Regions from separate parts of the Mus musculus genome. Here region 1 is linked to region 2. Evidence: chromatin contacts called from ENCODE Hi-C data. All regions are on one chromosome and are shown on one strand. Each heading gives the region's core, a stretch centred on a gene start or an enhancer-like site at or near the end of the contact. The rest is flanking DNA. Distances are from core to core; before and after follow the strand shown.

Region 1 (3,417 bases), core at 637-3,136, 220 kb after region 2:
TGCTTGAATTTTGTTTATTTATTTAATGTATTTATTTTAAAGGGACAGGCCATCACTCAAAACATGTTATATCTGAGACAGAGAATCAATTCCAGCACTCATGTCTCAGATCAGTTCTATCAGGTATCTTTTCCTCACCATGGCTTGATCCTGATCCATAGGCAGAAGAGAAAGCAAGCATGGCATGGTCTTTTGAAACCTCAAAACCCACTTCTATATCTCACTTCCTCCAACCTTCCTGTTGCTGATACCCTTGAATACAGTTCCTCATGTTGTTGTGACCCTCTCACCACCATAAAATTCTTTTCGTTGCCACTTCCTAACTGCAGTTTTGCAACTGTTATGAATCATACTGTAAATATCTGTGTTTTCTGATGGTCTTAGACGACCTCTGTGAAAGTGTCCTTCATACACTAAAGGGGTTGTAGTGGCTATTCCTGGTTGTCAACTTGACTATATCTGGAATGAACTACAATCTAGAATTGGAAGGCTCACCAGTGACCCTTATCTGGAGGCTGGGAGATAGAATTTTCTGATCTGGATCTTGGTATGGAGATCTTGAGGCATAGTGGCTATGGATTTCAGAAGATTAAATCTCCGAGTTCAAGGTCATCTGGGATTAAAGGTTTGATAGAACACACCTTTAAACTGGGCTACACCTTCTGCTGGAGACTATATAAGGACATTTGGAGAAGGGAGTCTTGCTCATGCTCCCTTGCCTACTTGCTGTGTGGGACTGAGTAACTGCTAGATGCTTGGACTTCCATTCACAGCTACTACTGAACCATTGTTGGGAATTGGACTGCAGACTGTAAGTCATCAATAAATTCCTTTACAGTATAGGGACTATCCATAAGTTCTGTGACTCTAGAGAACCCTACCTAATACAGGGGTCTTGACCCAAGGTTGAGATCACTCTTCTAGTCCTTCTCAGTGTCAGTCCCTGGTGACTGAGCTTTCAAATATAGGAGCCTTTGTGAGCCATTCTTATTCAAAGCAACACAGCCTGGTTGCTCAGACCTGCAATGCCTGCACTAGGTTGAGGGCAGGAGGATCAGAATCTCGGGTTATCTGCAACTACATAGTAACTTTGAGGCCAGACTGGGCTACAAGTAAACCTGCCTACTATGATAGAAGACCCGCAGTCCCAAGATTGTAAAAGCCAGAGTTTGGGAGTGCCTTCTCTATGTGACTGAACTGCTGCACTCATGAAGGCTGCCACTGGGCTTGACTGCACACATCCTAGGTAAGCTCAAGGTGGCCAACGTTCTAACGTGGGAATGACTTACCTACCCCTAGCTGAGGAGCTGCAGAGAGCTAATGGGTATGGAAGGAGGAAGAGTCCAGTTTTTTTAAGGTAGCTCACACACCCTAGAATATATTAGCAATAAAAACTGTACTCAGTGGGATATTAAAAAAAAAGAGAGACGCAATACTGAAAAGAGCCGAGAAGGTAGAGATGGACCTGGGAGGAGTTAGGGAATGGAGTAGGGGGGAAAACCCATTACAGACATGTATTATTATTTTGTTTGAGACAGGTTTTTGTTTTGTTTTTTTTTCTGCGTAGCCCTGGCTGTCCTGGAACTCATTCTGTAGATCAGACTGGTCTGGAACTCAGAGATCCACCAACCTCTGCCTCCTGAGTGGTGAGATTAAAAATGTGCACCATTGCCCAGCGGGAAACCATTGCTTTTATAAAATGTGAGCAAAGTAACTTTCCAGGATTCAAACAAACAAACAAACAAACAAACAGGAAAGTAAAAAGGATGCAACATAAATGCCTACCTTGGAACTGGAGCGTCAGGGATAGGGCACAGTATAATTAAATAAGCTGGGGATGTGGCCCAATGGGCAAGATGCTTGCCCAGCATGCACAGAGCCTTGTTGAACCCTAGGACTGCATAGGTAGGTTTGTGATGTAGTAACCCACGCCTACAATCACATCACTTGGGAGGTGTAGGCAGGAAAATCAGAAAAGGTTTGAGGCTCATTCTTAGCTACAAAGAGAGTTTGATGTTGGCCTGGACTGTGCTAAAAACAAAAGAACTAGGGCAACTTTAGCTTGATGAGGAAATTAGCTAATCTAGGGTTACACTTATAAGCAGCTTAATTCACCATCCACCTCTACCCTTACCTTCTGCATACCTATTTTATTTTATTATTTTCTTGTTTCATTATTTTATTTCTGAGACAAGGTTTCATTGTGTAGCCCTGGTTAGCCTGGAACTCAATATATAGATCAGGCTAGCCTGAACTCACTAAGATCTACTTGCCTCTGTTTCCTGGATGCTGAGATTAAAGATTGGCATCACTATACCCAGCAGATGCTTTTTAAAAAATTATTAATTTGATTCTCCTCTTTCTGTGCCCCCCATGTGTGTGTGTGTGAAATGTGTATGAAGTATGTTTGTGTGTTTATGACAGTGTGTATGTATGGTGTGGTGGGTATGTGTGTATGTGAGAGGATTGTATGTAGTGTATGTGTGTATATGTGGGGGAATTGTGTGTATGTGTGTATGTATGTGTTGTATGTTTGTATGTATGTATGTATATGGGAGTGTGTGCATATGGTATGTATGTATGGAAGTATGTTGTACATATGTATGTATATGGGAGTGTGTGTATATGGTATGTGTTGTATGTATGTATGTATTTATGTGGGAGTATGTATATGTGGTGTGTGGGGCATGTGTGTGTGTGTTGTGTAGTGTGTGTGTGTGTGGTGTGTGTGTGTGTGTTGTATGTATGTGGTGCATGTGTGTATGTGTGTGTGTTGTAGGTGTGTGTTGTATGTATGTACTTGTTAACGTGTGTGCACATTTGAGCATGTGGAGCCCAGAGGCAGATTTTTGGGTGCCTTCCCACCTTTATGTTTTGAGGTAGGGCCTCTCACTTGACTACGCATTCTGACTAATGAGCTTAAGGTGTGCGTTTGTTTCAGCCCCTCTCCCTACATACTGCTGGGGTTACAAGGAGCTGGAACCCCAGAACTTTATACCAAACACCCAGTTCTTCAATACAGAGCACTCAGTGAACCAAATAATTCCTACAGTAAAAACCCATCTACTAGAGCCTCTATTTTGGGTAGGTAGCAGCCTAGAAACAGCACGTCCTTTGCAAAGTGTCCTTACAGCCCTACGAGGCTGGGACAGGACAAGTCTGCCTCTGCTTCAGCCCTCAGCCTAATTCATATCCAAGGTCCAGGGAACAGACTCTTCTCCTCAGGTAGCCCTGCTGACTATGCCACCTTGAACTACACAGAACTATAATCCCAACCCACGGGAGGCTGAGGTTCTATGGTCTGGAGTTCAGGGTGATTCTCAAGCTATAGAAGGAGATGGGGGCAAGCCTGGGATACACCAAACTCTGTCTCAAAAGGCTAAGCAACAACAACAAAAGGTAGGAAATAAAGATACA
Region 2 (3,516 bases), core at 298-2,797:
ATTCCCCCAGCACCATACTGTGCTACATAAGCTATGCCTGTGTGCCAGGACCCCACCAGAAGAGAAGCATTCAGGGTTGCCCCTGATCCCCAAGTTGCACAGGTGGGGAGAGGTAAAGGAAGGACAACTAGGACCTGGGCTCCTGCCAACAAGTACGAAAGGTTGGCCTGTGTTCCCAGCTCAGGGAGGAGAATGGTTAAGTTCAAAGCCAACTCGTGCTGCAGTTAAAACTATGTCTAAAATAAATAAATAAATAAGCAAACAAACTGTAAAAAAATTAGGAAGCTAAAAAACACATAAATAAAAATCTGTAAATGAAGTGAAATTGTGAAGAACAGGAAGAGGCTCACAAGGCCCCATTTCTCCTTGAGGATGTATAGGCAGTTAATGGTTGCATAGGGAGAGGCTCAGGAGAGCCTCTTTATTCCGTAGTATAGTAGTATAGACAATGGTGGGGCCCATGCTCCTGTAACTAACCTTCTTCCTATGTAGAAGTCGGGGGGGTCATTTAAAAAAAAAAAAAAAACTAATACTAAGGGGAAGTACTGGAAAAGAGGAAGAGAATCTGAGGGAGTAGGAAAAGGACCGGGAGGATAACAGAGGTTAGGTAGAAGAAAATACAACATTACACATAGATATAAGATGTAATGAAATGAAAGTCACTACGGTGTACCATTAATATATAAATGCTAAAATCGTGAAAGGAAAAAAAAAAGGACAAGTAACTAACTGGCTTAGGGCAGAGCACTACCTTGCATAAATGAATTCCTAGACTCCATCCCTAGAAATAGAGAGCCAGAGGCAGAAGACAGAGGGAGAGTGAAGGAAACAGCAGAGAGGAGAAGAAGTACCTACTCCGGGTCACTCAGGGACTCCCGGGACTTGAAGGACCGGGCTCATGAACAAAACGTGATGGGCTGAGATGGGTTGAGAGGTGAGGAAGTGGGCGGGGAAGGTCATGCTCACGGGCTTCCATAGAGGTTCTGAGATAGAAACATCACAAGATTGTGACTTGAGAAGCCAGGGACAAACGTGGAGATGCAAGATGAAGAGACGGGGCGGGGCGCCGGCTGCAGAAAAATCCTGGGGAGGCCGATGGCCTTGAGGGCCCAGAGACCAAGAAGGCAGCAATCCCCCATGCTGGTCAAAGTCCTACCAGATCTGGAGGCGGCCGACAAACTCCCGGCCGCGCTTGGGCAGTCATAAGTCCCGCAGTCCCGGTGTCCCCACCTAGGAGGCATCCATAGCAGCCCTGGTCATGGGAATCACGCGGACGCGACAAGACCCCCGAGCTGCAGCAGCCAGCTCAGCCTGGCCACAGCGCAGGCAGCAGGGGCACAAGCGACCCCGATGCGGGACGCGGGGCTAGGGGCCTTGTCGTGGGTAAACGCACCATTTCGGGACTCAGGTGAGCGCCCCGCCTCGCGCTGGGTGTCCAGGTACCAGCGAGTCACACGGCGACAGACACTAGGTGCAATCCAGAACACAGAGCTGGGAGAAGAAAGCGGCCACAGATGCCAAGATGGCGGGGTCAGCAACAACGTACGCAAGGCCCGCCTCCTCCCTTCCGACCGTGTGTCTGATTGGGTAGCCTTCAGTCTATTGTGTCTGATAGGGTAGCGCTTCAGGTCCACCCTGAGTGACAGTTCACGCTTCAACCCAGGGGTGGATGAAGCCAGAATTGACAAGGCCTTGCTTTCATGGGTAAATTAAGGCAGGGCTTCCTGTGACAGAACCTCCTTCCTTTTTGTTTTCACTTAACCTTGTAAATAAAGTATCTGAAAATGTGTGAATTGTATATAAATCTATATACATTGTTCGTGCCCTATGTATTCCAAGAACAAATTTAAGTATTCACTTAAAACAATCAAAACAAACATTTGGATTTGATTTTAAAAACTACCATTTAGGAAACCAATGCTGCTATGGATGCTTTTCATTGTTTACCTTAAGAAATATTTGAAAACATGTATAATGCATCCCACATACATGCAAAATATTTCCATTCCTTGGTCTTTAATCCCAGCACAAACAGAGGCCTACTGGTTTCTTTCTTTCTTTCTTTCTTTCTTTCTTTCTTTCTTTCTTTCTTTCTTTCTTTCTTTTTTTTTTTTTTCTATTTCCAACATAAACAATAATCAAATCTCTGTTATTAGGTCACCTTCCCAAGAAAGCTAGGGACATTCATACAGATGTGTATGCAAGGAATACATTTTCTCTTGTAACAATGTAGCCGAACAAGGGATCATGTCTTGAATTTGTTCTTTGATTTTAGCTAGGCAAAGCCTCACAGCATACATGGATATCATGCATAGTTCAGGCATCACAAACCATAGAACTTGTGATTGTAACTTCTGACATCATAGCAAAGGTTTCCAGTGGAATAAAGAACCAGTGAAATCAGAGTCCAGGATCTAGAACCCAGGCATTAATACGGTTAAAATGCTTTCCAGAGTAATTCAGTATGACTCCAGTCCCCCAAGACAATAGCTGTCAAGGATTACTTCGTAGTGGTTTCTTAAATTCCTTACTAATTATTTTTGAACAAACTTCTATTCTCCCCAGATTGAACAAAAGCAACAGAACAAAAAAAAAAAATCAGATTCATTCAAGCATAGCTTGGTATATTATCTCAGTCAGTGTTCTTTTGCTGTGAAGAGACACCATAACCAAGGCAATGGCTTTTAAAAAAGAAAGCATTTAACGGGGGCTTGCTTACAGTTTCGGCCATTTAGTCTATGACTCTCAAGGTAAGGAGCATGGTGGCACACAGACAGAAATGTGCTGGAGAAGTAGCTGAGAGTTCTACATCCAGATCTGCAGACAGCAGGGAGAGAGACACTGGGTCTGTCTTGGGCTCTGAAATCTCAAAGCTCATTGCTAGTGGCACACTTCTTCCAGCAAGGGTACATCTACCCCCAACAAGGTCACACCTCCTAATTCTTCTAAGTTGTGTCACTCCCTCATGATTCATCATTCAGATATATGATATGAGCCTATGGGGACCATTTTTATTCAAACCACCACATATATCAATGAGTTTAAATTTATGTATTTATATGTGTTTGCATGGGCTTGAGTATGAAAGTCCCAGGACAGTTTGCTAGACATTGTGAGTCCCAAAAATCAAACTTAAGTCACCTAGTTTGGCAGCAGTGTTTTTACTTGATGAGCCATCTTGCCATCCTCCCAGAGTTTAACTAGAGGAGTGTGTGTAAGAGCATCCATTAGGGGCATGGGTACTGAAGAGGTAAGGTACTGGGGACAACACATTGCCAGATCCTAGCAGGGAAGAGAACAATTCTATCTGGTGCCAGGACCCTAGATTGTTAAGCAGGAGCAGACCATGCTATGTAGACACTCTGTTCTGCCAGGCAACTGTGCCAACCACCACAATTTAATCCTCACTGCCATGGCGAGAGGACCCAAAGTGTGGAAATCATAGGAATAAAGAATAGTTTCATAGGAGGAAGTGCAGAGACTTTAAAAGCCATGTGGTTTGTTTTCTCCCCCGAA

What was found. Hi-C counts contacts between places; a loop is a spot of excess contacts on that map.
Region 1: a loop to region 2 is called in a map of v-Abl transformed pro-B cells, with 2.5 times the contacts of the local background. The contact joins the promoter of Nxpe5 here to the promoter of Zfp157 in region 2. A Hi-C loop is called at or near these places in 2 of 37 maps with a recorded cell type or tissue (heart and v-Abl transformed pro-B cells).

The regions. Positions count from the first base shown.
Region 1 is chr5:138,224,373-138,227,789 of GRCm38, reverse strand. Nxpe5 (neurexophilin and PC-esterase domain family, member 5) reads right to left here and starts at 1,886. Exons shown (of 6, transcript NM_001013773.3): 1 at 1,786-1,886.
Region 2 is chr5:138,439,507-138,443,022 of GRCm38, reverse strand. It overlaps Zfp157 (zinc finger protein 157), which reads right to left and starts at 1,547. Exons shown (of 5, transcript NM_028130.3): 1 at 1,394-1,547. The coding sequence starts at 1,396.